Regions from separate parts of the Mus musculus genome. Here all the other regions are linked to region 3. A link is a loop called in an ENCODE intact Hi-C map of the cell type or tissue named here. Cell type or tissue: heart. All regions are shown on one strand. Each heading gives the region's core, and the rest is flanking DNA. Links, peaks and the distances in the headings are about the cores only. Region 1 has its middle 19 kb from the start of Mir7682. Region 2 overlaps Rnf2 (ring finger protein 2). Region 3 overlaps Niban1 (niban apoptosis regulator 1). Region 4 overlaps Niban1 (niban apoptosis regulator 1). Region 5 has its middle 7.3 kb from the start of Niban1.

Region 1 (6,008 bases), core at 446-5,445, 240 kb after region 3:
GTCTGAATCTGCTTGCCTGCATGTTATTTTGTCTATCCTTAACAAAAGGTTTTGCTCTTGGGGCTGGAGAGATGGCTCAGAGGTTAAGAGCATTGGCTGCTCTTCCAGAGGTCCTGAGTTCAAATCCCACAACCGCATGGTGGCTCACAACCATCTTTAATGAGATTTGGTGCCCTCTTCTGGCTTTTAGTCATATATGCAAGGAGACTGCTGTATATGTAATAAAAACATCTTTTTAAAAAAGTTTTTTAGCTGGGCGGTGGTGGCACACGTCTGTAATCCCAGCACTTGGGAGGCAGAGGCAGGTGATTTTCTGAGTTCGAGGCCAGCCTGGTCTACAAAGTGAGTTCCAGGACAGCCAAGGCTATACAGAGAAACCCTGTCTCGAAAAACAAAAACAAAAACTAACAAAAAAAAAAATTTAAAAAAGTTTTTGCTCTTTTTCATTGAACAGCAAAGAAAGCATCACATGAGGAATGTATAGAATACTTTACAGAAATGTTTTAACAGTTTTAACAGGGGGTTAAGTCAGATTCTAACTAATCCCAACTAACTGAGGTAACAGAACTACCAACAACATTATCAAGTTATGTTCATGTTGTTTCAACATGTATAATGGGGTGGAAGAGATGGCTTAGTGATTAAGAGCACTGGTTGCTCTTGTAGAGGACCTGGGTTAGATTCCCAGCATCCACATGAAGGCTTATGACCATCTGTGATCCTTGTTTCAGGAAATCAAAGCCCCTCTTTTGACTTCTCTGAACACCAGGCATGTATGTTGTTGCATATACATACACATAGCCAAAACCTTCATACCCAAAAACAAGTCAACATGACAGACAGTCATTTCTAAAACTGCTTTCAGGAGGGCAGGGGAGATGGCTCAGTGGTTGAGAACACTTGGTTTTGCACAGGACTTTGGTTTTCAGCATCCATGTGATGGTTCACATCTCAGTTCCAGGGGACCCGACACTCTTCTGACCCTCAGGTATGCCTATGGTATCCATCCATGCAGGCAGGCAAAGCACGAAATAAAATTAATTGGAAAAAAAAAAGTTGAAGACTGTTTTGAGTTTATTTGCTGTTTCCAGCAAATGATTGTTCTGACACATGCATTTCTCTGGGTCAAAGGCATGGATTAATACATAATTAAGATTACAGCTCTGTATTAGTTTAGCTTATAAAGGTTGATGACATGGGAACTCAAGGGCAAGATTGGCTATAGTGTTCTCTTAGAGCAGTGGTTCTCAACCTGTGGTTCAAGATCTCATGGGACTAGTGTTCAATGGCCCTTTTCACAGGGGTCACATATAGATATCCTGCATATCAGATGTTTAATTATGACTCATAATGGTGTCAAAATCATGAAGTAGCAACAAAAAATTTTATGGGTGGGGTCATCACAATGTGAGTAACTGTATTAAAAGTTTGCAGCATGGGCTGGAGAGATGGCTCAGTGGTTAAGAGCACTGGCTGCTCTTCCAGAGGTCCTGAGTTCTATTCCCAGCAACTACATGGTGACTCACAAGCATTTGTAATGGGATCTGACACCCTCTTGTGGTGTGTCTGAGTTGCAGTGCACTCATACATTAAAACAAAACTGCAATACATTAAAATACATTAAAACAAAACAAAACCACCTCTCAAAGTCTATCCAACTCACTAAACTTTCACTATAGTTAGAATAGGCATCAAGGATAAAATCTGGTGTTTCACGATAAAATCTATACTTCCATATTTTATGTACTTATTCACCACCAAAATCAAAGCCAAAAAAGAAAGAAAACCCACAACAGAATTAGAACTAGAAATATTTTGCTGTTGAGTTGATAAAATCTCACAACCAATGCAAAGTGTTTATATAGACTTATGGGTGGTTTCAGATGGGTGAGAGCCCAACACGGTGGGAGACATGACAAGTGGCAAAAGCAAGAACCAGAGAGGGTCCTGAGTGAGGTAACACATTCACAAAGGAACTCACACAATATGTACTCACTGATAAGTGGATATTAGCCCAAAACCTAGGATACCCAAGATATAAGATACAATTTCCTAAACACATGAAACTCAAGAAAAATGAAGACTGAAGTGTGGACACTATGCCCCTCCTTAGAAGTGGGAACAAAACACCCTTGGAAGGAGTTACAGAGACAAAGTTTGGAGCTGAGATGAAAGGATGGTCCATGTAGAGACTGCCATATCCAGGGATCCACCCCATAATCAGCATCCAAACGCTGACACCATTGCATACACTAGCAAGATTTTATTGAAAGGACCCAGATGTAGCTGTCTCTTGTGAGACTATGCCGGGGCCTAGCAAACACAGAAGTGGATGATCACAGTCAGCTAATGAATGGATCACAGGGCTCCCAATGGAGGAGCTAGAGAAAGTAGCCAAGGAGCTAAAGGGATCTGCAACCCTATAGGTGGAACAACATTATGAACTAACCAGTACCCCAGAGCTCTTGACTCTAGCTGCATATGTATCAAAAGATGGCCTAGTCGGCCATCACTGGAAAGAGAGGCCCATTGGACACGCAAACTTTATATGCCCCAGTACAGGGGAACGCCAGGGCCAAAAAGGGAGAGTGGGGGGGGGGGGGTAGGGGAGTGGGGGGGGGTATGGGGGACTTTTGGTATAACATTGGAAATGTAAATGAGCTAAATACCTAATAAAAAATGGAAAAGGAAAAAAAAAAAAAAGAAAAATCCTCAAACATATCAACTGCAGATTCCTGAAAGGGGTATAAATTTACTTATGTAAAGTGTGTGTGTATATATATATATAAAATTTTGGAAACTGAAGTAAATATTTTCCTAAGAAAACTAAGAAATAAATGACATGTAAACTTCAAAAAAAAAAAAAAAGAACCAGAGAGGGACCTGCAGGCAGGCAAGGCTGTATAATCGCCACTCCTAATGACATCGTCTAAACCTCCCTAAACAGCGCCACCAACTGGGAAGCAAGCGCTCAGATGCCCATCTCTGTGGAGGCTATGTCTCATTCAATAAAGTATTGAAATAAGGACGCTGTTAGAAATGACAGCAGTCCTATTGATGTAGCACTGGTGAACGCATGTAGACAAGTGTATACGCTTATGTTGCGATACCAGAAGTTATTTTGTGGACAACACGGATGAATCTGGATGGTACCACGGTTAAGTGAATAAATAGACAAGCCATAGAAAGCCATGGCATAATCTCATGTATTTGTAACACCTAAGCCAATTACATTCAGAAGCTTGGAAGAGAATGGTAACTACCAGGGGATGCAGGCAGGGGGAGAGAGATTGACAAAAGTGCAGTTAAAAGAAGCCGGGAGGTGGTGGCACACACCTTTAGTCCCAGCACTCAAGAGGCAGAGGCCTGAGTCTGAGTCTGAGGCCAGCCTGAGGGAGTTCCAGGACAGTCAGGGCTATAGAGAAACCCTGTCTTAAAAGAGAGAAAGAAAAAAAGATGAAAGAGGACTTGCCCAGACATTGACCTCTCCATTCTCCTTGAAAGACAACTTCACTGTTTTGGGGGTGAGGAGATTCTTTAGGTCATGAAAATTGATCCTTAGTCAATGGCATTTGTGTCTTTAGGAAAGTCCCCCTGCCCCTTGCCCCCGGTTCCCCAGCTCTGGCTCCTCCCAGCAGGTAGTTTTTAGCCAGGCAGTGGTGGTACACACCTTTAATCCCAGCACTTGGGAGGCAGAGGCAGGCGGATTTCTGAGTTCCAGGCCAGGCTGGTCTACAGAGTGAGTTCCAGGAAAGCCAGGGCTATACAGAGAAACAAACAGACAAACAGATGTATTTATTTTATGTATATGAGTACACTGTGGCTGTCTGCAGAGACCAGAAGAGAGTGAGGGATCCCATTACAGACTGTGAGCTACCATGTGGTGGCTGGAAATTGAACTCAGGACTCTGGAAGAGCAGTCAGCAGTTAGCTGAACCATCTCTCCAGCCTGGAAACCTTATTTCCTAATGATAGATACTCAGATTCTCAAAACATGCTCTAAAACTAGTGAGATGCACATTTTTAAATCATCTTGTAGTTTTAAGGCCAAGTTTGGAAACACATAGCTAAACTTGAAAATTGGCAGCTGTGCAGTGGTGGCCCACGCCTTTGATCCCAGCACTTGGGAGGCAGAGGCAGGCGAATTTCTGAGTTCGAGGCCACCCTGGTCTACAGAGTGAGTTCCAGGACAGCCAGGGTTACACAGAGAAACCCTGTCTTGAAACCCCCCACCTCTACAAAAACAAAAACAAAAAAAACAAAAAAAAAGGAAAGAAAAAAGAAAATTGGCTAAACTGTTGTCTTGTGGGATGTAGGGTCTCACGGGGACAGCTGGATGGGGGAAGAGCTGGACCTGAGAGCAGCATTGGGAATTTTCAAACTTGGTGAATGAATGAGCACAAACTCAAGGAGCCCCTTACTTATGCTTGCTGCCTTGGCTGGTGACCCTTTTAATACCTCACTAAAAGGTTTAGTTACTCTGTGACAAATTCATAAACCCTACCTTATAACCCATGATATATCATGAGGCCAGCCTAGTCTACATAGTGAATTCCAGGTCAGTCAGAGCTATAGTCAGACCCTGTCTCAAAAACAGAAAACAAACCAAAAAACTAAAGTAAAAATACACCCCACCACCAAATTTAGCTTTTTGCATAACATTCAACACAGCACTGATCAGTGTAATCAGGTTAATGAATATTTAGCAAAGTTTGATATGGAAATATTCAGTTTAACAAGTATTGAACATGACAGGTGAGTGCTTGTTTGCTGGTTGCTCCATAAAATTTTAAAAAGATTACACGAACAAGTGTTGTTGGTGGTGTCTTGTTATGTTTTCAAGTCAGGGTTTCTCTGTGTAGCCCTGGCTGTCCTGGAACTCACTTTGTAGATCAGGCTGACCTTGAACTCATAGGATCCACTGGTCTCTGCCTCCCAAGTGCTGGAACTAGAGGCTCTAGCCACCACCCCGCCTAAAAACAAGTATTTAAAAAAGTACATCGCTTTGTGCATATTTGTAACAGAAACTGGCTAAGCCCACGGGAGAAGCTAACCTGCATCTCACCCAGCCCTGAACTTGACCAGAACACACTGGATTACCTGGAGGTGGAAAACCCTTTGGGGAGTGTGTTGCACGAGCCTGTTTTTCTTTACCTCTGCCAGGTTAATGCTGAAGTCCTCTCATTCCTCCCCACTACCCAGTTTTCTCCTTGCATTTTCTCTTGTGTTCTCCTCTCCCCAAGCTTTCCCTGAGGAACACTTACAGATAAAGATGGATTTAATCCTTAAACGTGTTCTACATTTTATACCAAGTCTTTTCATTTAAATTCTTTAAATGCAATGTATTTATAATGGAAACAAGATTTTTTCCTACTAATCCTTATAGTTATGTTATCCTATGCTACTTACACAAAAACGTATGTATGACCTCAAAAACCAAAACCTAAACAGCCAACCCACCTTCCCTTTTTGAAAACGGATTTGATTTGATTTCATGAGCATTAAGCCTGAATGTATACATGTGCACATGTATGCCCAGTGCCCTCTGAGGTCAGAGGAGGGCATCAGAGCCTCTGGAACTAGAGCTATGGATGGCTGTGGTCTGGGAAGAGAATGTGGGCCCTCTGCAAGAATAGCCAGTGCTTGTAACTGCTGAGCCGTCTCCAGCTCTGTCTCCTGAGATGGCTACTCACTACTTCTGAGTGGGGCCACAAGTAACCTAATGTACTTTGGTGTCTGTAGTAACTGAAGCCGCTAAGAATCACCAAAGCTGTTTAATTTATAGTAAAATCTCTGGGATCTCATATTTGTGCACATTACTATAAGAATGACATCAGTTATTTTGATAAAAATCTTACTCTTGAGGATTAGTCAATAAGAAGACAAACTTGTGAAAAATATAGTTCTGTAGCGGGCAAGTGCTGCATTTCTCAGAAGCAGGAAAATATTTTAGAATCGTATTTTAAGCAAATCATCTTGAAGAACAACATTCTTACTACTTTATACAG
Region 2 (6,008 bases), core at 394-5,393, 210 kb after region 3:
TTGTGAAATGTATAGATTCTATAGAGTGCTTTGCTTTGACTCTCTGCCTGTTTTCTCCACCAGAGAACATATTGATTTAGAACTCAATTATTTACTTTTTAAAAGGATATATGTCTCCATGCCAGTAATTGCATTGAATTCTCATTATTTACACTATTTTCTATGCAGAATTTAATTCAGCGAATGAGGGCTGTCTTGGAACTCAGCCAAATGTTGTCTAGAAGGCTTCCTATAGATCGCAGAAAGGGTAGTGTGTGTAATAGGAATTTCAGAGGTGGAGGTCGAGACTTGGTTTGCAGGGTTAGGATTATACAGCTCTGGGTGTGATGCTCTCCCCCTTTGCATGAATGAGATGGTGCCCTAGGCTCAGTCGCCAGCCAGCACTTAGAAAAAGACTGTGGGGGGAGAGACTTGGTTTCTAGGTCTTCCTCCAATTACAAGCAGATCTTGGCCGATCTGAGTATGATTGTATTCATGTGTCTGTATGCCCGCCCAGTTGACCCAATGGAAGATTTGTAACGATACTAAGACCTAAGGCCTGACCTACCTAGTAAGATCCTGAGCCAAAAAACCCGAAGAAGGAGGAAAGAAGCCAAGGATGCAAGTCGTTTGCCAAGTTTGTTCTGTCCCCTGCAGCAGTACCACCAACACACACCAACACATGCATAGTGTATTATACAGAGCTTTGCTTTAGTAGGCATCACAAATATATACAAATAAATACACACACATACACACTATTGGAGCTTCTTGCTTTAAAAGCGTTATTTCTACATCATTTTATCTTTATAAAATTTCTATTTTTTCTGGTAAGATGAGCCTTTTACATTGTTCCAGGTTCCTTATTAAATATTCCATTATTTATTAAGCTAAATTTATTAAATGAAGGCAAGAATAGTGTTTACTTCAAGAGACTCTAGGATTTTGTAGAAAGCAGTAAGTGTTGTAAATATTACCTATACCAATTGCCTGTAGCCCATGCTAGCTTCAAAACATTAAATTCTCTTGACTCAAACTCCTAAGGGCATTATTCCCTAGACTGATATTATGGTCTTAAAGAATATGACTTTTTTATCAGTAAATTTTAACTACTAGCTGCTTTCCAAAAGGGTTTTTTCCTCTTAGTTTTTAAAATTGAAATATCTTCTAGGTTACTCTATTGTTGTTATTGGCTTTTCTGTGAAGCCCTGGCTGTCCTGGAACTCCCAGTAGACTGGGCTGGTCTTGAACTCAGAGGTCTATGTACTTCTGCCTCCCAAGTGCTGGGACTAAAGGTGTGCTTTAGAAGTAAATTCAGGGGCTGTTCTACTGTTGTTGCTCCCACATGAAGATATGGAGACTTTATATTGATTATAAGCTTCAGCACTATAGCTGGGCAGATACACTTCTTTTCTAACCACAGTCTAATCTGATTAGGCTGCCTGTTACCCAGCCACTAGCCCCATTACTTGCCATCTTAGTCTTGTCTTGGCTGCTCCTGCCTCATCTATCCTTATCTTGCCTGGTGACCTACTCATGGCCAATCCTCAGTGTGAATCTCTCTCACTCTGGTCCTCACCAGAAACCTCATTGGGGTGGGAAGTTCACCTCCTCTCCTGCCCATCCTCTAGGTTGTGGGAAACAATCTTTACACAACTTTGGGACAGGAGATGCTTGGCAATGCCAACATTCTAACTGCAGCCAGACCTCTGGGCACAGTGGTCAGCATCTTAATACACAAAGCCATCCCCCAGTAGTGTGCACCACTATGCCTGGCTTAGGTTAATCTCTTGACACAAATACAATTCTTCAACAATCTATACCATCTCCAGAAACAGGACAGTATATTTTTCTTCCTTGTTATATTTTTACTTGGTGGATCTGGGTATCGCCTACCTATGGTTACTCCCAAGTTTACGCAGTTCTGGGGATTAAAGCTTTGGGTGTGCACGGCAAGAAGTCTACCGACTGAGCTATATCCAGGGCCCCTTAATGCACATTCCTCTCCCCAAGAAATCACAGCTTTGGGAAGCCAGCTTTTCTCGCTATGACATGAGGTACGCTGGGCTGGATCGATAGCTTGTTTTGATTTTGAAGAGCTAACGAGGTCTAACTGGCAGATGAGAGCTAGAGGTAGAGTATCAGGGTAAAGAGTGTGACTTGTCAAAAGGATAGACATACGAAGTGAATTAAACAGAATTGGATGGTTCTGGTCAAGTTAGGCAAACCCCCTCCAAATTGCACAGGAACAAAAAAAACCAAGAACCCTATAAGGTCTGCAGCACTAAGGATACCAATTCAGGAAAACCTATAGCTAACTCACTGCTTTAAATGTAAGTGTAGATGAACATGGAAAAATATAGAATAATTATTTTCTTTAAGGTCAAAATGCAAGAAAGCCTTGGTTATGACTTAATGCTGTATGGATACCCAGGTTGACCCTGAACACCACATGTGGCTAAGGCTGCTCTTGAACTCCTGATCCTCCTGGTCCTACCTCCTTGCACTTGTTTTACAGGGTGTGAGCTACTATGTCTGTCTTCTGTGCATAGATTAATGTGTTATTTGCTGCCTTTTCGCTTGCTTTAGAAAGAAAAGATGGCAGGTAGTGGTTAGGGTATTCAAGTTGAAAGAAGTTGTCAAAGGTAGATATCTTAGCTAAGGAGACTGAGGCAAATTCTGTTCCTTAGAGCATTAAAGAATGCTTTTAAGGCTATTTAATATAAATCTATAATAAGGAAACTGGATCTTCAGCTAAAGTGATTAGCCTTAGTTCACCCTAGAACTTAGAAGCTGGGCTTACTATTAGCATGGAAAGCTTATCCTTGCTCCGTTTTCAGTGACCAATATTCCTGTTATCAGATTGTCTCCACCTTGTGGCAGCAGTGTTTTACAAAGCTGAGTAATAAATAGAGGCAGAAAACTAGAGAGGTCTTCACTCCTTTGAGGAAGGAGTTGGGGGAAGGGAAAGCCATAGTTTTTATTAGCTTTTGTCTAATGATTAGTGATAGTGAACCCCTCATTTTTGTCTGTGCTTATTTTTTAATCTTTGGAGAAATGTCTATGCATAAGTTCTTTGCCTTTTAAAAAATAGAGCTATTCATTTTGTTCTAGTCTGAGTTCTTGAATGTATTCTAGATATTAATTAATCCCTTACCAAATCACTTCGAGGTGGGCTTTGTGATTACTGTCACTGTTTTTAGATTTGTTACTGTATTTACTCATGTGTATGTTGTGAGCCTGACTGCATGTGCCCTCTGAAGCCAGTGGTGTCAGATCCCTTGGACCTGGTGGTACACGTGCTTGTGATCTGCCTGGTCTGGGTTCTGGGAACTAGGTCCTTTGCCAGAGCAGAAAGATTGCATTGACTTAGTTTGAGTTGTATTATTTTCTTAAAAATCTTAACTTTTTTAGTATATAAATACATGTTGCCTTTTCATTCATTGACTTTCTTTTAAGTTTTTGAGACAGGGTCTCACTATGCCCCTGTGGCTGGTTTGGAACTTGATATGTAAGACTAGGTTGGCTTTGAACTCACAGGCCTCTCTGCCTCTTGAGTGCTGGGATTAAAGGCACAGGCCATGCCTGACTTTTGAAATGGGGCTTTGCTGCTTAACTCTGGCTAACCTAGAGCTACTATTAAGCTGGTCTTGAGCTTTACAGTCTAACTGCCTCTGGAGTGTTGTGATTACAGTAGGTGTGTGTTGCCACAGGTGGCTTTACTTTTTTAAAACGTTGTTTTGAATGTACAGAGTTTTGTTAGTGTCGCCTCAGAACTCAGAAATCCGCCTGCCTCTGCCTCCCAAGTGCTGGGATTAAAGGCGTGTGCCAACACTGCCCGACTTAAATTTCTAATCAACTGATTTTACTGGCTTAGTTTTTTTCCCGTTCTGTGGAATTTTCAGTTTTTCTCATATCAGATGACAGCATCTGAACAGAAGAATGTCTGCTTTGGGTGTCTTGTTTCTTTTCTTCTTGGTTTGTGTTTGTTTTTGTTTACTTGCCTTAGAACATCCACTAATGTGTTTAGAATAGAAATGGTAAAAATACCATTTCCTGTTTTACTCCTTAGCATCAGCATCTATGCAGTCACAAGTTTGGGGGCTCTTTACTGTTTTTCTAACTCATTTCCTATAATGGTATGTAATACCCCCTCTCATTTTAGTTCTGTTCTACCTACTTGGTTGTTACTTCTAATATCTCTAATGCAGCCACATCTTGTCCCTTGAATGTTAGTGCATGGGTGTTTTTAATTAGGATTCTTACCTTCCTTAAACTGTCCTCTCTCTTTGCCGGGTGTTTTCATTGCTGTTTTTTTGCCAGTTTGACCACATTACTGTGCTACACAGATCTTTCACACATGTAGCCTCCCTTACAGGGCTCTAGTATACATTTGTAGCTTGACTACCTGCTACTCTCCTGCCCCGCTTTTCTTTCTTTTTTTCTGTCTCTGAGGTAAGTGTGGCCTCCCAAGCACTGGGGTGGCAGCAGTGCACAGTCAGGCTGAGCTCGTGACTTAGTGACTACACTGAGTGCTGCTCATGCTTGCTCTTGGCCTGGCCTTCTCTCCTCAGAAATTACTTAGTTACCCTTCTCCAGGGAGGAGTCAGTCCTTTCCTCCAGGGAGCATTGTCTGACTCTTTTATTTGACTATGTCTTTGTGCCCTCATAATGATTATCAAGTTGTGTGAAAGCATATATTGGGGTTGTCTGTCCATTAGACGGTAAGTAGACTGTTGGAGGCTGTCATCTCCTGTCACAGTGAAAGCCTCTAGTAATGTTTTTACTATGGATCTGCTAAGTTAAGACTGTTAGGCAAAGGGACGGGAAGAAAATCAGACTCGGGCTGGTGAGATGGCTCAATGGGTAAGAGCACTGACTGCTCTTCTGAAGGTTCTGAGTTCAAATCCACGCATAATGAGATCTGATGCCCTCTTCTGGTGCATCTGAAGTCAGCTACAGTGTATTTATGTGTAATAATAAAATCAGATTGCCGCTGAGATCACTAGGACTGACCACCACTGCAGGACTTTGATAGCTATATCCTGAAACCATAGAGAAAGATGGAGCCGTCAATAAAGTATCTGTGTATAGGCTTAGCATTAGAGGAGATGGGAGACAGTTGGCTGGAGTATAGTAATATACTGTGTGCAGAGTAGTACTGTGTATGTTATGTCTTTAAAATATTTGTTTTCCTTTTAACAACTAACTTAATTGTGGAGAGTCTGAAAAACATTAAAGGGTCTTCTGGTGTTCACAAAGTTAATGCTGGGCAGTAAAGCTTTGGAAGGTCAGTCGGAATAGTTTCTTCTCTGTGATCTGTAATACACAAAAGAAATATTCAATTAAAAATGAATGATACTCCTTAAAAAGTACTAGCTGACACAGTAATTTAGCTGAGTGTTCAGATGTCTTGTGCAATAAGCTTTTCAACTGAAAAGGAAGAGCGCCTTCCCTGTGTCTCTGATAGCTCACAGAGGTTGGCGGGCGCCCTGTTTACAGACGCAGCTTTAGATGGCAGTGCTGAAAGTGGTGCGTGTGAGGTGACAGGTTCTGCCTGGAGGCAGGGTAAAGATGGCAGTTTGGGTTGCCTACTCTAAATCTCTTATTTTCCCCTGGTTTGAGTACATTTCTAAAATCTAACCTCTCTCTCCTGTAAGCAAGCATTGATTTAATAAAGGGAGAAATTGTTTGCTCATTTACATGTGGCATATATAATGCAAGAGGTAAGGGAAAGATTTAGAGATGGGAGGGTAGATTTGAAGTGACATTTATTTATTTTAAAAGATTTTATTTATTATATGTAAGTACACTGTAGCTGTCTTCAGATCTCATTATGGGTGGTTGTGAGCCACCATGTGGTTACTCGGATTTGAACTCAGGACCTCCAGAAGATCAGTCAGTGCTCTTTACCGCTGAGCCATCTCACCAGTCCCAGAAGTGACCTTTATTTTGCTCTATTCAGAAAGAATACTATGGAATAAAAATGATGAATGTCCTGTTAAAAGTAGAGAAAGCTCTGTTTTTGT
Region 3 (6,008 bases), core at 275-5,274:
TGTAATGATATCTACAGAGGGAGAGAGGTCATGGCTCAAAGCTCCATCAATACAGCGGGGAACGGTTAACCAAAGAAGTCTCTTGAACAAGAGAGGGTTTCTCTGTTCCACCCTGAACATCCCAAACTGGAGGTACATAGTAGCCACATTGGGTGGTTGCAACAGAAAATGAAGACTAAAACATCTACCTCCTGACACTTTTAAGAGAGTTCACTCAGCCCCCGCTGGTTCAGTGTAGTATTTTCCAGGACAGGCACACAAAAGAACAATTTTGAACTTAAGAGGCAATAAGAGCACGCTCTTGGAGCTGCCCATTTCCTTACTGGTTTGCATGTGAACGCCAGGGCCTTCTGCATGGGTGCAATGGAGAACTACTGTAGGCGTGTAAACACAATGGTCAAGCCAAAAGAGGAAAGGAGAGCACTCACACTGCAGATCATAAATAGGAGCAAAATGACATCTCTACTCAAGCTACCAAAGGCAACCAGGTGGAGAAGGCTATGAAGGAAGGCGTGGGAGAACAATTACCAGTTTTAAGAGCCTGACTCTAACATCAGAAGGTATGGGCTTGCACACACACTTGTGAAAAGTTCAACTGGCTGTCTTTGGAGGTGGTATTTGTTGTGATTGTGGAGGTGTCTGAGTATTTGAGACACTGCCACACTTTTTATTTTGTCTGTCTGTCTGTCCATCCATCCGTCTGTCTATTATCTATTTATTGGAGTAGCAAATAGTTTAACTACAGTAAAAAATCTCATTTGAAAAGGAGATAATAATAAAGACAAAAAAATAAATGTTTGCTAATCATCAGAAAATCTATGGCCATGTGGGAAGTCACACAAAAATCTAAAACCACTGAGAAGCCAAATCTGGAAGAAGATCTCTCCTCTTATTAGTCCATATGATGTACGTCTGTAGTACGTGGTACCTATAGATTTCTGTAAGTTACCACCTTCTATTCAATCATGTAACTACAGCTTTTAAAGATACCCAGTGGACTAGTGGTCAGGATTTTTGTCTTCTTCCAAACGGATTGCTCTTCTACAAATACTTGACTTGGACTTTTTTTGCAATTACAATGGCATTTCTCTAAATAAAAGGGAGGCTAAAGTCAAATATAGCCAATAGTTTCAGGATGTTTGAGTTCAGGAACGTGAAACTGTCGATGGCTAGACCCCTGTCACACAGGTCTGTTCTACAGATCACTCAACATTTAGGATGTTTGCAAGGGTTCCAGGAAACCCCAAATCTAAAGTGGATGTGAGACACCCAAGGTTGTGTATCCCTGCAACCCCAAACAGCACTGGAAGTTCCTCACTCAGAACTCTGGCGGGCCCTGTTCACTGGGCAGGAACGTTTTTAACGCTGGCTAGGAAGTTGAACTTGAGGTATTCTAAGTTCCTTTGAACCCCAAACCGAAGATTGGTACACCTTTCTACTCCCTTCCTCTCCTGTCTGCTCAAGTGATGACTGAGGTTCGCCCTTTCCCCTCATGTCAATTGTGAGTGTGTTTTTATTTGTGTTGCTAGGAGCAACATCGCTTCTCTTCTCGACAGTTTGGTTGCCAGAGTTTTCTCCTGCTCTGTGGCATCAGGATGAGGTCTGAAACTCTGAGACATCCCTCAGACCTAGTGGGACTTTAAAGTTCTGTTCTAAAGCATTGCTTGGGGGAAGCAGGAGGAAGCAGAAGTTAGTGGGCCATGTGTAAATATCAGCTCGGAGCTCATGTACTCCTGACTTTGAGGGAGGGAGGCCTGCTTCTAGAAATTTGGCTTCCTCATCTGCTGTGGAGCGGAGTCTAACCATCATCTAAGCTCAGTGAAAGTCAAAGGGAATGGTAGCTTTGGGGTCTTTTCCTTAAAAGACTTTAAAGAGGCCTGAGGAGATGGCTCTGCTCTTTCAGAGGACCTGAATTCTGTCCCCAGCACCTATGATGGATGACTCCAGCTAGCCTGTACCTTTGGCTCCAAAGGACCTGACATCCTCCTCTGGTCTCCATGGGAACCCACACACAGGTGGCATACAGTCCCACAGACACACACTAATGCATATACATAACAGAAACGAAACAGATAAACCCTTGGAATGAAAACTGAGGAACAACAAATCTTAGGAGCATGAATTTTAAACAGGCTTTAAGTAAGTACCAAATGTGTGCGAGCTCCTGTTATCGCAACAGCTTTTTATTAAGCACTTATACATAGAGCTCATTAAAACCTATCTCATGTTTTCCCTTGGGATAGTTCCTCTGGCTCTAAGATTTGTTTTTTATTTTAAAATGTTGGTTAATTTAGTGGATTTTACTGTACTTGGAGAGCTCAGATGCAGCTGGCCTGTGGTTATATTGCATATTTTATGCAATACCAGTGACAGTGCTTGAAGCAGTCAGTCAACACTCACGGGTCAGTTCTAACTGGGAGCGCATGCTGAGGACATGTAGTTCCAGAAAAAGCCACTAGATGGCAGAAGAGGCATGAGAGTCATGCTGGGGAAACTGCTGTGTTAACAATGGTTATCTGCTTGGGAAAAAAACGGGTCTAATGGGATACAAGGGAGGTCAGGGTTTTTCCCACTGAGTAAAGGAACAGGGGTCACAATCTTGTCAGATGCTCCCAGACAGATGAAGACCAAACTCTTACCTTTAAGACACGGAGCTTAACCTTCTCGATGGCCACTGGTATTCTGGAAGCCTCTCCTTGGAGATATGGGGAGAGCAACTGCTCAAACGTGAACACAGCATTCTCCATGAGCTATCCATCAAGATAGAAAATGACAACAGTCAGAGGCTGGGAACATGGGGTCCCGCCCGCCCACCTGAGCTCCGAAAGGAGGTGATGGACAGAGCTCTCCGGGAACAACTGTGGAGTGACCCAACACTCCCCCTACTCCCTGGAGTGTAAAACAAGATACCTAGTAGCCACTGTGAAATAGGGGGAGGGTGGGAAACATCCCTCTCTATACATATACATCTGTCTGTCTGTCTGTCTGCCTGCCTGCATAATGGCATCCGTTCATTCCCAATACAGAGGGACTCAGAGCCACAGTCTCCAGTGGACATTCTCCTCCATTCCCTGGCAATGCAGACTCAGATAACAACTCCACACCTAGAATGACAGCCCCCTCCTTCCTCTGCCAGGCTAGTGTTCCAGATTGAATGTGAAATGACCCCTGTAGGCTTATTCCTGTTTTTGAACACTGGTCTTTATTGGGCTGCACTGTTCCAGGAGGTTATTGAATCTTTAGGCTGCGGTTCCTTGCTGGAGGAGGTGGAAGGCTTAAGGAATATACCTAGCTTCATTCCACGTCTAGCTTGAGCCCTCTCTGCTTCCTGGCATCAGCATTAGGAGCGGCCCCAGCCACATGCTACTACTTCTATGACCTCCACCATGACCTCTTGCCTTGTTGGGCTGTTCCCTCTCAACCCATAAGCCAAAAGGAAGCCTTTCTCCCTTAAGTGGCTCCTGTCCGATACTCTGTCATAGCAATAAGAAAGGGCACTGATAGAGCTGGAGAGAAGAGGCAGGGTCAGGACTCCATGGCAGTAGTGGCTATCACACTGGGGACAGAAATTTATTGCTCAGGAAACTGATGCAGCTCAGATGTCTTAGTCTATAGCCGGTTATATTGTTATATTGTTACCTAATTCTGCCATTTATCCTTTATACTTTTTAGAGAGGTTTCATTCAGCCTAGGATAGCCTTGAACTTGTAATGAAGACAAAGACCTTAAACTCCTGATCAGATCCTCCTGCCTCTACCTCCCCGATCCTGGAATTACAGATGGGCACCACCACATCCAGCAACTCCAATCATCACTAACTGAGATTAGATGATAACACACAAAACTAATCCTGCCTGTAATTTTTAGGTAAAATATTTTATCCAGGCACTTTCAACACCACTACATTTACCTAAGACTTGGTCTTAGGTAGAATTCGTCATAACCCTGGCTCCCTGAAGTGGGATTCCGTGTAGGGTTTAGTTGCAGCAAGCTAAACATGTGGAATTAGATGTTTCTTTCATTTAGGGAACACTATAATATGAAGGAGTCCATAGTACTTACTTAGTTTTGTCTCTGAAGGAGGAGGACCTCATCATGAGGGGGGAGAGAATCTATGGGGTAGACTCAAGAAATTTGAATATCAGAGCTAGAGACATGGTTCAGCAGTTAACACTCTGCTCTTCCGGAAGACTCCAGTTCTCTTCCCAGCACCACAGGGAAGCTCACAACCACCGATAGCTCCAGTCATAGGTGTCTGACACCCTCTTCTGGCCTCCTCAGGAACCTGCATGTGCATGGTACATACACAGACAAGCAGGTGTGCACAGATGTACACATAATAGAATAAATTTAAAAAAATAAAAATCCAATATGAAACTGTCATGGGTTCTCTTATAACAAGGTGGAGAATTCAACCATTGTCTCTAGATCCTGGTTGCAGATTAGAAACACCGGAATAGGGCTAGAGTATGCTGAGAATTTCAGATATCACACACACACACACACACACACACACACACACACACACACACACACTCACTCACCTGGAGTGGGGTAGCACATTAGTAGTTTTTAAATTTTCCCCATGTGTTTCTCATCTGTAGCCAAAGTTTGCAGCCCTGACTCAACCATCAGATAATTACTAGTTAATGCTACCTTATCTTCCCAGACTCTTATTTTCTAAGGCGAGATAAAGCCAGCTTGAAGAACAGTGTGTGTCCTCTGTCAACCTGACTCCCGCCTCACTTTCCTGAGCTGAAGAGCACCATGGACACACCCACCAGCATGCATTTATCCTTCTCGCCCTCTCTCTTCCCTCCTTTCTTGCCTCAGCCTCTTCCTCAGCCTCACCCTCCCTGGACTCTGCTCCCACCTCTTGCATGTAGTTCTGAGTCCTCTGGACCACCAGGTCAACGTGAGGGAACCTGAAGCGGCTCTGGAGGTCCAGCAGGCGCTCTGGAAGCAGGGTGACTTTAGTATAGCAAGGCTCCATCTTCACAGAATCCAGAGGAAGCTTCATTAGCTGCTGTAGGCCCTGCATTTTGGTAGAGAAGAAAAGCAAACTGCCTTAGACTTAGGGATCTTTTCTCCATATGACATACTAGTGTTGTGAAACAATCAAGTGTACGCTATGAGTATTAATTACTGCTTGGACCACTTTATCCGAGGCATCTTCAATGTCTTCTTTCTGTGGTTCTCTGGGGCAGCTCAAGCCGGGGCTCCCAGCTCCTTAAGTCCTCAGTAGCCTGTAAGTCCCTGCTTCCTGAGGTCAAGGACCAGCTAGACAGGCTGTGAGAACTGCTGCTCAGTCCGTGAGCCTGCAAAAGGTTCTCCAAGGGGTAGAAACTTGTTTCATATTCTAAGCTTAGTTGCAAATGGTTTCGCACACTGTAAGCTTAGACAGGAGAATGGGTAAAGACAGGAAAAAAATTGCTGATAATGAAAGCTCTCAAGAGAAGCTGTGCACAAGGCAGGTAGGTGTGAGTGACACAGGACATATCTGTATCTGACATGAATCTGTCTGACATGTATCTGGCATGAATTTTCCAAGGGCCCATCCCATTGTGCTTGAAAAGGGGAAAGTATTCACTTTAAGAAGTAAGCAATGGAGAGGTCTGCTGAAGAGGAACTAAAGACTAAACAGGGAGAAAGGAAACATTGTTGCAGTTGCTTTCATCCTACAATTGTACATAGTATCACTTCCTTTTTCAAAGGTTTCTTTTTAATACTGAGTATCTCTGTGTGTTAAGAGTACAGCATGTGAATGTAGTACACATGAGGGCCAGAAGAGGGCGTTGGATCCCCTGAGGGGGAGGGGGTTGTTACAGTTGGTCCTGAGGCCCCTGACCTGGAGCTGGGAATCAAATTTGTGTCCTCTGGAAGAGCAGCAGGTAGACTTAACTGCTGAGCCAGGAATGTATTACTTAGAAATAATTCATTGAATAGGCAAGAGAGGAAAGCTTGCTTCACCTTCATCAGATTGTTGAGGTTTAAATAAGTGACAGCCA
Region 4 (6,008 bases), core at 519-5,518, 73 kb after region 3:
ACGACAATAATCTCAGAGTCCACCCTTCCACTCTCTGTGTACACATCTCTCAATTTCCCTCAGAACCTGGAAGCTGAGCCTCTAGTCTTTTTGCTTCCACAGCCCTAGATTAAAATACAATACTACGATGGGAAGATGGCTCAGTTGGTAAAGTATTGGTTAGGCAAGTACAAAGACCTGACTTGAGACCCCCCCGCCCCAGCATCCATGTAAAAATCCTGGCCCCGGGGGGATGAAGACAGGAGGATTCTGGAACTTGCAGCCTAGGAGTTCAGCTAAAGTAGTGAGATTCAGGTTCAGTGAGAGATCCTGTCTCAAAAACAGTGGAGAGTGACTGAGAAACTCACTTGGCCTCCACATACATAAACACATACTGTATGTGAACACACACCTACATGTACACACATACATGTACACACAGTTGGGGGGCAAGGGAGAGGGAGAGACTTGTGCTCCTATGCTCCTAGTTTAGGAGATTTTTGTGATATAAAGTGTCATATGGTCGACGTAAGATAGAGGGACTGACTTGAAAGTCTAGAGACCTGGACGGTGGACCCCACCCTAACTGTGAGGCAGAAACCACCCATATAAACTTGGCCTCTGCTCCAAGGCCTGCTGTCCCCTGCTGTGAAGTAGGGTAGGTAGACGTGGGTCTATATTCTCTGAGCCTAGGTGACATGGAAGCATGATCATAAAGGCACAACTACATCCCTACACTGACCAGCAGTGACGTTTTGGTGTCTTGACACCAGGGATAAATTTTGCTCTCAGTCACGTAGAACCTGGTGTCAGAGGAAGGGGAAAGATTCAGTTGCCTTTCCAAGCCCTGCTTAGTACGGGCGATGGGAGAGTTCCGAGCCAGACTGGAAAGGCTCTTGGCACTTCGATACTTGTTTCCGAGGATAGAGATAAATGTCAGCTTCGCCATCCTTTCTGACAAACACTTCCAGCTTGCAATAGGTAGGATAGGAACTTGAGGCAAATAAAGCAGGGATAGCATTTTAAAAATATTTCTAAATATTTCATGGGAGGCTTAGCTTAACTTTTGTTTTTCAAATCAGGTGTTTTAGTTGACACAGGAATGTTAAAATATACCTTATTGGAAAGAGTTACACGGAGCTAGTATGCGTGTAAAAATCCAGAAGGAAATGAAGGATCTGAGCCAGGTATTTGGAGACGCTCAGTAGGAGGACCTCGACTCCCACAGCCGACTGTGTGTGCCTATGAAGTCACAGCCAAACACCCATGCATACTGAGACCCTCTACAAGGCAGACACGCCTACTTCTGCTTGGGCATTTTTCAGTCTTATAATGTGTATGAGGAAGGGGAGCTCTTTTGTATTCCCTTAATAAAATGACATTTATGGGTTATATTTATGGGCTTTAGTAATTATTACTTGTAAGGTCCTTTGAGACCCACTAATAATAGATTCTGTAGAAATGCAAATAAAAGCCCCTATAATTTGAGTCAAGCATGCTTTTGCTTGCTCCCTGAGTTTATGGTATTACAATTAATCAGGATTTGCATAATACTTTAATATACTCAGGCTTTATAAGCATCTAATTGGTTATTATTTTATTAGCTTTTATTACAACGCATAAATAGTAATCCTATATCCTTGTCTATAATTTTCTTACACAGGAGTGGGAAATCTTTGAGAATTCCCACAATGAGAGTATAAATGATGAGCAAAATTTGCCCTTTAGTTCCAGGTAAGCACTGTTTGGTCTGTGTGAGGAGTACCATGCTAATTGTGGATGCTAATGTTTGCTCTCTTACAAGCACTACAATGAAAGGAAAGAAGGTGGCCATCCTATTATGATGAATTCTGTGGGGCTATTAAAGCCAATTTTCTACTACCTGCCCAAGTCTCCTACTGGTATGCCCTGCTTCTACCAAGGTGCCTTTACACTAGCCTCCCACTGTATGTGAAAAGTGTTTCTGGGATCTGAATATCTGCGTGTGACACCCTCAACACAGCACCAAGTCACTCTTACAAAGAAAATTGCAGATTTCTTGTATTTACTTAATGACTGGTTCAAATGTAAAGTAAAACAGCTAATAGCATCAAAAGATGAAGGAAAAAAAACAAAGTCGATCTAAAATGCATCTAGACATTAGATTGAACCTGTCTGGACCTACATAAGGGAACACCCACTTTGAAGACTTTGAGGATAAAGGCAAAACCTGGGGTTGGGTCAACAATACCACTGTGGTAGGAAGGTGGACTCTGGACTCAGGCAAAGATGGCAGAAGTATTTCTGCCATTTGCTGGCTATGTGGAGTAGCTTCACAGAATTATTATAACAATCACACGAAATACCTCATTAAAAGTTCTTGGTGCCATGGCTGGCACAGAGTAACAAAGTGGCTAGAAGGTTGGGGATACTGGAAGCCCCCTAGCCAAGTACCAGAAGACACCCCTCAGTTTGAACTAATGAACTAAGAAAATAAAAAATAAGAAAGCAGCCCGTTTACTGTACTCTTGAGTTGGACACATCTTGATTTGCAGAAGAGAAAGCAACTAACTGTCCCATGCACGGAGGGCCTGAAACAAATATCACCTGCATTTCCATAGATGTGTTTAGCTTAGGTTGTCCTCTGTGTATCCCTGAGTTAAAAATCAACTACATAATGCCAGACAGAGTGGCTCGAGCCTGTAATTCCAGTGCTTGGCAATTCAATGCCAGTATGGGCTAAATAGTGAACCCCTGTCTCAAAAAGCCAAACTAAACTGAAAACCCTCAACTACATAAAACCTTATCATTGACCAAGTGAAGGCAAAGGCACAGTTAGCCTCTGTGCTCCACTGAACTCAGTCCTCATACCTGTAAGATACAGATGATGAGGAGCCCCTATATTGGTGTGTTCTGAAAGCCACATTGCCAGAACTTCAGCACAAGGAGGCCAATGGCTCACAGAACGGCTGGCATCGGGGGAAGGGCTTCTTCTCCATTAGGAACATAGCACTGACACCACAGGTACAATTCTGTGACTCGTACTTGGTGGCTCCAGCCTGTACTGGGCACTATAATGCAACAATTTACTCCCTTGGCAATCCTCATGAAAATCAAAAGGCCTCTTCCACAGCTCGAGACACTAAGCTTAGCTTTCTACAGAAAAGGTAGTTGCAGGCCCTTCTAAAACCCCCTCTCTCCTAGATTCAAGCAAATCTAAACTAAACTGTTACTTTTATCTCTACACTATTTCAAGTTTTATTTTTATTTTTTTATTTATGTTTGTGTGAGTATATGCCACATGTGTGCAGGTACCCACTGAGACCAGTAGAGGGCATCGGATGCCCTAGAGCGACTGTTCAGACAGTTAAATGGTATGGGTGCTGGAAACTGAACTCGGGTCCTTCTGCCAAACAGCAGGGAGTGTTCTTAACTGCTGTGCCATCCCTCCAGTCCCTTTACACCATTTCTTAAATCCATCCCCCTTTACCCACCTCAACCACTGAATCCTCTACTGAGACTTGATTAACTCTCAACATTGTAAGAATCTCTAAGTTTTCTCTGTGTAGGCAGCACAGCAAGGCAAAATCACTTAGTCTCTGCTCTAAAACATGAACAAAAATGTACAGGGCAGAAGAGGGAAATGCTAGGACTGAGACACAGATCCCTAAAGACTGTAGAAACAAAGCCAACATTTCTTTCATGGAGTAGCAATGGATTCTAAGAAGGGCCGGGCAGAGTCTAGGATAAGGGGACAGCTTAGGAGAGGCAAAAAAAAAAAAAAAAAAAAAAAAAAAAAGTATGTCCACTGGGACCTATCCAAGATGAAGCTGTCACAAGTTGCAAACGACCAGATGCTAAAATGAGTGTCTGCCCTGCAGAGCAGAGCCCTGGCACTGAGACTATAGGGACACTCTTCTGAATGCTGTAAGGGGCAGACCTCATTAGTGACAGAAGTCACATGTCTCTGGGTCCTGGCTTGCCAAGTTCCAGGGACGTGGAGCCATCAGACTATGCCACTTTTTCTTCCTCAGTAGATCTCCCTGCCTGTAACTCTTCAGCCTGCCACTGAAGGAACCCTACCCTACCCGTCATATATCACACCGCTCAATATAGCTGGCGCATATCCAGACCTAATCTATTCCTGTCTCCTGTAAGTATTCTGTTGGCCATTTTCACACTCTTCAAGGCCAAAGGCCAAAGCCCGCCCAAAAGAATCGTTTCTCAGATCGGGCCGGCTGGAAACAATCTCACCACCATTCACATTCTCCCAAACTGTGCTCCACTTTTGCTACAACTGTTTAAATACGGCTTATCTCTCCTCCGAGGGTATACTGTATTTGCATACTCAGCAAATATTTGGCAAGTGATTGGGAAAACAGCTGAGTAAATATTCAAGACCCAAGAACATCACAATGCATAATAATAATGAAACCCATGGCGTCACCCCAGGAAGGAAGGTTTGGGGCCTCACTACTTCTTATGCAGGTATGCACCATGAAGCCCAATGCGTATTTGTTTACAGAAATCAGAATCTTACAGGCTAATTCCTCTTAAGCTTTTAAATAAGTTTGTCCCATGAAAATGTCTGAAATTACTAACATCACATCCTGGTTTGTTTGATTTGATCAGTTTATAAAGGTGAGAAAAGTGACAGTCTGGCTGGAATGTATATAAAGTCTGGAGAATCTGAATTTGTAGGTTTTTTTTTCATTCTAGAAGGTTCTTTGAATGACACTATCCACAGCTGCAGTGGTTCACTCAAATCTATTTATCAGTTATTTGGTTTCTCCTCTATCATACTGCTTCACTCCCTATGATTCCCAGGGTTACTTCAGCGACTATAAATGCTCTAGCACAGCTGTTCCCGATCTGTGGGTCTCAACCCCTTTGGGAGGCTGAATGGCTCTTTCACAGGGGTCATCTAAGACCATCAGAAATATCAGATATTCACATTTCTGTTCATGAAAGTAGCAAAATTACAGTTAAGAAGTAGCAATGAAAATTACTTTATGGCTGGGGGTCACCACAGCAGAATTAACTGTATTAAAGGGTCACAGCGCTGGGAAGGCTGAGAACCACGGCTCTAAAGTCTAAAATCTTTCAAAAGGGGAAGGTTCCTCGATTTCAACACCTTTTAGGAGACTAGTTCATAAGAAAACAATAGGAGACGTTAAAACACTGCTTTGTGTCACGAGATACAAAACAATTCAAACATTGTGCTCTTTCCTAAACTTTGAAAATTATATTATAGCTTTTATCCAGTGTTATTTAATTAGCCCTTGATCTGTGGCTTTTTCTATGCAAAACAAACAAACAAAAATTGTTTTTAAGACATTGAATTTCCATTATGAAAGGTAATTATCAAAAAAAAAAAAAAAAAACATGGCTATTTCGCTGGCACTGAGATGAATTCCACACGAAAAGAAACTGAGCTGGCTTTTGGTACAGTTTCTTAAAACCGGCTGAGGTTGCAGGTGAAGATTAATATTGGTAAACAAGAAAAATGCCTCCAAAATTTTCAATAATTTTAAGGTGTAATATATGCCGATGTGTATTTCTCCTGGGCGTCTGAGGTTGTAGAGATTTATAAGTCCTTGTGAATTATAGCATCAGCTATGATCTTGGGTTGCTAAGCACCACCACTTCCCACCTTAGGGTGGAAAATTGGAAATCCCAATTCACAATACAGAGGTGCAAAAATCTAATTACATACAATGATGCCCAAGGACTCTCTTTCTTCAAGTAAATGCCTTAGAGAATGAGGGTAAATTGGATTCTCCATAATTGAACTAAAGACAGGGAGGGAGGGAGGGAGGGAGGGAGGGAGGGAGGGAGGGAGGGAGGGAGGGAGGAAAGGAGGGAGGGAGGGAAGGAGGGGGCAGGGAGGGAGGGAGAGGTGTGGGGGGGGGGTGGTTGGGAGAGAATGAGAACACATTTATTACTGGAGCTCGGGTGACAGGCTTTTAACAGACTCCACTAGGAAATGGCAGGATGATTCATAGGCAGCCTTGACTCTGCAGATCCCGCAGGCTCCCTGTGAAACCTCC
Region 5 (6,008 bases), core at 554-5,553, 140 kb after region 3:
TCACGACTCTGGGCAAAAGAATCAGTGCAGGGGCTAAAAAGATGAACTGTGACTTCAGGTAACCTGGAACACAGATATCCTTAGACACACTCCTTAAACTCCTTACTGTCATTAAATGACATAGAGAAATTGAAATAAAAGTTAGAGATCATACACCCACCAGCCAGTAGCAGTATTTTACATAAACCCAATTAGCAGCTCGATATAAATTCTTACAGATTTATGGATTATAATCATAATAATCCATACATATAAGCATGTACAGCTAGGATTTATAATTACATATAAATTTACAATAGTTATTTATCCAAGTGAAATGGTGTTTTAATATATTCTGGGATGTGTCATAATTTTACCCGGAATATTTCTACTGAAACCAATGTCTAGCTCCAAATGAGTGATGCTTCACTGTATATAAATGGAGTTTAATTCAGTCGGCAGCAATGTATGCATGCATGCATGCCTGTTCCCCTTCTCCCGCGATCACATTACAGATTTTCATGGTATTTATTGTTATTCTATCAGGCATTAGTCTGATATTTCAACTTTTGTCAATTTGAACATGGATGATATTCTGTTGTCCAAATTTGAAACTCTGGAGGAAGACGTGACTTTTCTAGCCACCCATGTGCCGTGCCTTCTTTGGAATTTGGAAGTAGCAGAGGCTGCTGCTGCTCCTCTTGCTGTAACATATACTTCCAACCAAGAAGCACATTCTTCTTGCTTACCAAAACATATTTCCCTGTGCTGTTTTGTTGAGTTTTCACCTTTGAACATTGGGCTCACTGTAGGCAGGTGAGCCAGACAACTGTGGTTCTGATTTTGTGTTTTTATGGGTTTTATGTCTGAGTGTGTGTGTGTGTGTTTGTGTGTGTCTGTGTGTCTGTGTGTGTGTGTCTGTGTGTGTGTTTGTGTGTGTGTCTGTGTGTGTGTGTTTGTGTGTGTGTGTTTGTGTGTGTGTGTCTGTGTTTGTGTGTGTGTGTTTGTGTGTGTGTGTTTGTGTGTATGTGTGTGTATATGTGCTTCTCATGCTTTTCTTTGTTTTGATATTGTTGTTGTTTTCTTTGTTTGACTTGCTTGTTTGTTTCTAAAGAGAGAAACAAGTTGTAGAGTTGGAAGAACATGGGGTGGGGAGGAGCTGGGAGGAGATAAGGGAGGGGAAAACGATCAAAACATATTGCATAAAAAATTGTTTTCAATTTTAAAAAAGTACGCACTATGCCCAACATTACTCCCGTTTTCTAAAGGCTCATATTTTAGACCTTTAAGCTGACAGTATTTGAAAATTAAAAATCATATATAATGCATTTTACATATCACGTTAGCATATATTCTCTGATTGAAGTTAGTATGATAACATTCATGAAAAGGTATTCTGGCTGCTTTTTCTAAAACTCAGTTTTGGTTCTTTCTCTTCATGTGTTTATTACAATACTTGTGTGGCCACCATCTAAGACTAGAGGGAGTATTAGTAGAATTATTAGGGGAAAAAAAGTATATCTGTTTTTTTTTAATTGTTTATTATCATTGTGTGTACATGTATATGCATGCACACTAGAGTGCATGTGTGTGTGCATGTGTGTGTGTGTGTGCACGCACTAGGATCACAGCACTTACTTGGAGGTCAGGAGACAACTTAGTGTAATATCTTCTCTCCCTCCATCTTCATGTGGACCCCGAGGGCTGATCTCAGGTCTCCAGGCTTGCATAAATGTCTTTACCCATTAATCCATCTCACTCAGCCCTATATTTTAATCTTATATTCAAATTTTTATGTATATACATAATATATATAAGAGTTTACATAACAGCTGTTTTCACAATACAATGTAGAAAGCTAAGCTTGCCAAAATATTTTCCAGGGGGTACAGGCAGAAGGGGACCAACCTCTCGTGGATGCATCTACAGATGGGACTCAGCTGGAGCTCCCAGCACACGTGAAGTCTGATTTTTAGAAAGATATCAATTTGGATTTTCCTTTTTCCTTTGTTTTTGTTTTTATGGGTGAGTGGTGGCATACACTTTTAATCCTTCACTCAGGAGGCAGAGGCAGGTGGATCTCTGTGAGTTCAAAGCCAACCTGGTCTACAAAGTGAGGTCCAAGCCAGCTAGGGTTACAGAGTGAGATCTTGTCTCAGAAAAAGAAGGAGGACGGGGCGGAGGAGGAGGGGAAGAAGAGAAGAGGAGGAAGAGGAAGAACAACAGAAAGAAAGAGAGAGAGAGAGAGAGAGAGAGGACATTCTTTTTTCAGTTAAGAACTATTTGTTCAATGTGCTTTTCAAATGTGAATCGTAGCAAATGTCTCTAGAATCAGAGACATTTAAAGTTGCCTAATACGTTCTCAAGCCAGACAAAGACCAGAATAGCACAGATCCCTCTGAGAAAGCAATAGCCATATAGTTACCAAGGTAGCCAGATTCTGCAGAAGGCCAAGCACTAACCCATCTTGGAGTGGACCGGGGGAATGGGGAGAGCGCCACCTGCCGGGATGCCAAAGGTGCTCCGTGCCTGGGCGGGACCGCCAGGCGAGAGAGGAAAGCTTCAGTCCTGTGGGTTTCACCAAGCCTGCAACAAGCTAAAGCTGTTTAACAGTCATTTGGCACCAAATCACGGATTTCTTACAAACGTTTCCTTTTCTCAGATCACAAATTAATTACTCTCCTAGAAGGATGTCTCCCGGAGTTCCAATCTATTATTTAATAGTGCAAACTTGTACTCACTGTGTGTGACATTCACTTTAATATTAATTCTAATTCATTTTTATAAAGAACAGATTTCTGTGCTCTTTATAGTACAAATCGCCTATCCATTAATTCTTCTAGTCAGGTGTCAGTCGTTGCTGGGAAGTGGCTTGCCAGTTGTCTGACTTAGAGTCTGATTGTGGAGACCTGGGAAGAAGCACTGGTTAGGGAACCTGGAGGACACTCAAAATCAGAGCAGCTGGTACACCGAGGTGAAGAGGGATCGCGCAGCACTGGCGCTGTATAAAATTTCTCCATATGGTGATTTTAAATACAGAGTGAGTTTTATCATTGCAGACCACATCCACCCAGCAGTTCTCCCAGTAGACTTGTGAATAATTGCACTCACAAATGGTGTGTGGAGTGGAGAAGAAATGTCCAGATATTTATAATGTCTGCATAAAAAGAAAATACCCAGCCTGGCTGGCACGACTAAGTATACTTGATCAAAACCGTCTTCGTCCACACTTCGTTAAATTCTTTCCCCTGTTTTGATAGTATACCACTTATTTCCCTTGGCTACACATAACGCTATCGTATCAAACAGGATTCTGTTTAATCAGATTGCTTTGCACTTAAATTTTAGTTAAAATCAGCTCACTGCCAGAATAGCATTTGAAGGGGAGGAATGAGTGAGGAACCCCGAGTATTTACATATGATAATTATGGTAATTTATTCCTAATCCAGACCAATCACAGTCTTGCCTGAGATTATTGACGTTAAGAAAGACTGGCATTCCCCACCCCACCCCCAGCCCCCACCCCGGAGGTTGCTAAATGGGTAGGAGATGAATCTTGAGGTGCCAAGTGGGTACTTGTCAACCAGAGGGAGAGCCCCTGGTTGAAAGAAAAGAATGTCCTGGTGACATCTCATTAGTTTCAGTCCAGCTTATCCAGTTCTACAAAATAATAAATCTGCCCGAGTTTTTTGTTACTTTTGTTTTTGTTTCTTTACTTGGACTAAGCAAGTTGGAAGTGGATTTCTGTCCTCCCTCCCATCCCCCAGCATTTTGATAAATGTGGGACTTAAGTAATGTTTATTTGCGAGATAAAATCATTCTACAAAGATATTATGTCCTTATATATGGTTAGTTAAAGCAGATACAAGTGGTCATCGTTTTCTATGCCTGACTGGCAGTCACAAGGATCAGTTCTCACGGTGTATGGCCATTTATCCTTCTTAGTGATTTGTCATTTTTTATAGTCTACTTGGAAAGTGATTTTCCTTCATCCAAGACATTTGATTGATTATCAACCACATTATACACCAATACCAGCTTGGAGTTAAAGGTAGCAGGCTCAAATTTGGGCAAGAGAGTGAAAGTCGTTCTACAAATCATGACCTGTGCACAAGCACACACATACACACACCCAACTAACTCTCTAACTCCTTTTTTTTCAATTTATTTATTTATTTATTTATTTTGGTTTTTTTGAGACAGGGTTTCTCTGTGTAGAGAGAAAACCACGCCCGGCCTTCTAACTCCTTTTTAAATTAGATTTAGAAATTGGCTGAGCAGTGGTGGCACATGCCTTTAATCCCAGCACTCCGGAGGCAGAGGCAGGCGGATTTCTGAGTTCAAGGCCAGCCTGGTCTACAGAGTGAGTTCCAGGACAGCTAGGGCTACATAGAGAAAACCTGTCTCGAAAAAAAAATAATTGTAATTTTTGAGTTTGAACTAACTTAGATTGGCAGAGTTTCTACTCTGAGGCCTGCATGGCTGTGCTTTTCCTGGCATTACTGAAGGTAGAGCAATATAAGTTATAGAACTTACTCCTGGAATTATTGGAAATTACTACTACAATAGCTATAATAACTTCAATTCAGAGGGTGCCTATGTGGAAAAAATAAGCGAAGTTCCATAAGTACTAGTAAAAGCACTGTTAAAAAACAAAACAGCAGCCATCTCCCAGGTGTCTGTGTGCCCTCGCTGCTGCCCCTGCTTGTGTTTCTGCTGGCTTGTGTGCTCTGTCGAAACACATGCACCCTTATCCTAATGATTATTAACCACACCAGGCTTGTGTTTGTCACTCAGCAAAGGTTTGTGAAGTGAGTGCATGTTTTACACTAGGCTATAGTGACTGAGTATAGAATATAGTGATATAGAACATATCACTATATAGAATATATAAATATATAGAGAATATATGTGATAAATATATTGAATATACAGAGTATAAAATATGGTGAGTGAATATTTTACATCATAGTAGACTGGTACAACACTTTATTTTTCTTCAGTTGCTCCAGATTCTAAGCTGGAAGGAATATCAGGTCACTTCTTTCCAAAACTGTGTTATCCTAATATTGAAGAAATTAAGATGAAGAAGACGTGAAGTAATTGTACAAAACAGAGCTAGAGCTAACAAATAAGCTAAAGGATATTTAGTGTGCACACGTGTACACACACACACAAGGAAATCAACACAAGGAAATCAACACACACAAGGAAATCAACCTCTGCATGCATGCACACACCTGTACATACCTCCATCTACATATATGCAAAATATACATTTGAGCATGCACTCACATTACACACATACACACACAAAAAGGAAAAAGATGATGGTGATAATGATGGTGATGATGTTGTTGTTGATGATGATAAGTGCAGACTGAGACAGGGACAAGTTTGACTTGTTTAATAAAAAGAAAAACAGCCAAAGTGCTTCCGCTGCACTGAAGAGGAGAAAAGATAAGACCGTAACCTGTTATGCTCTGTGAGCTGGAAAAGGAGCTGGCGTTTATTACAGGATGTACTGAGAGACCATGAGGCAGAGTTGGAGTGGCTCTGCCAGCAGAGTGCTGGCTTGGCATGTATCCGACCCTGGACTCAGTCCCCAGCACCATATAAACGCACATGGTAGTGCACGCCTATAAGGCCAGCACTCGGAAAGTGGAAGGGAGGCAGGAAGACAGGAAGTTCAAGGTGATCCTCGGCTATTAAAAGCTCCTGGCCACGCCGGGATATATAAGACTATCTAAAAATAAATTAGTTAATTAAAACGATTTTGAGGAGAGGAACTATACGTGATGGTAATTCCTGGTTGTCGACTTGACTACATCTGGAATGAACGACAATCCAGAAATACAGTGTCTTCCTGTGGTCCTGATCTTGAGACACAGACTTCTGACTTGGATCCTGACATGGAGAACTTGAGGCATAGTGGCCATGAAAAGCTTAGACCAATACACCATATAATCTGATTTCCATTGTATTTTATTGCTGTTGCTGTGATGGAGAGCAAAGCCAAGGCCTCGGA

The links. A loop is a pair of places that touch in the nucleus more often than their neighbours do. Peaks named below come from ENCODE experiments on the same cell type or tissue, not always from the same donor. Only the 100,000 strongest peaks of a DNase experiment are listed, where the experiment ranks them.
Region 1: it touches region 3 in a loop (4-fold over the local background); 8 of 42 quality-filtered maps call a loop at or near these places.
Region 2: it touches region 3 in a loop (2.9-fold over the local background); 31 of 42 quality-filtered maps call a loop at or near these places.
Region 4: a loop joins it to region 3, with 2.4 times the contacts of the local background. A loop is called at or near these places in 4 of 42 quality-filtered maps.
Region 5: a loop joins it to region 3, with 8 times the contacts of the local background. A loop is called at or near these places in 38 of 42 quality-filtered maps.

Annotation. Positions count from the first base shown.
Region 1 is chr1:151,458,402-151,464,409 of GRCm38, reverse strand. No RefSeq gene overlaps it. Among named protein-coding and RNA genes, the nearest start is that of Mir7682, 19 kb to the right of the region's middle. In heart, for the core only: a CTCF peak has its summit at 2,955 (motif pointing left); no DNase peak of the experiment used is centred there.
Region 2 is chr1:151,489,457-151,495,464 of GRCm38, reverse strand. All of the region lies in intron 1 of Rnf2 (ring finger protein 2), which reads left to right. Among named protein-coding and RNA genes, the nearest start is that of Rnf2, 8.5 kb to the left of the region's middle. In heart, for the core only: a CTCF peak has its summit at 2,844 (motif pointing left); no DNase peak of the experiment used is centred there.
Region 3 is chr1:151,702,729-151,708,736 of GRCm38, reverse strand. Niban1 (niban apoptosis regulator 1) reads right to left here. Exons shown (of 14, transcript NM_022018.3): 10 at 4,874-5,035; 11 at 2,640-2,750. Among named protein-coding and RNA genes, the nearest start is that of Gm41969, 31 kb to the left of the region's middle. In heart, for the core only: no CTCF peak of the experiment used is centred there; a DNase peak (open chromatin) is centred at 2,446; H3K27ac peaks cover 568 bases.
Region 4 is chr1:151,630,072-151,636,079 of GRCm38, reverse strand. The region is part of intron 1 of Niban1 (niban apoptosis regulator 1); the gene reads right to left. Among named protein-coding and RNA genes, the nearest start is that of Niban1, 62 kb to the right of the region's middle. In heart, for the core only: a CTCF peak has its summit at 3,296 (motif pointing right); DNase peaks (open chromatin) are centred at 3,929 and 4,819.
Region 5 is chr1:151,561,050-151,567,057 of GRCm38, reverse strand. No RefSeq gene overlaps it. Among named protein-coding and RNA genes, the nearest start is that of Niban1, 7.3 kb to the left of the region's middle. In heart, for the core only: no CTCF peak of the experiment used is centred there; a DNase peak (open chromatin) is centred at 2,487.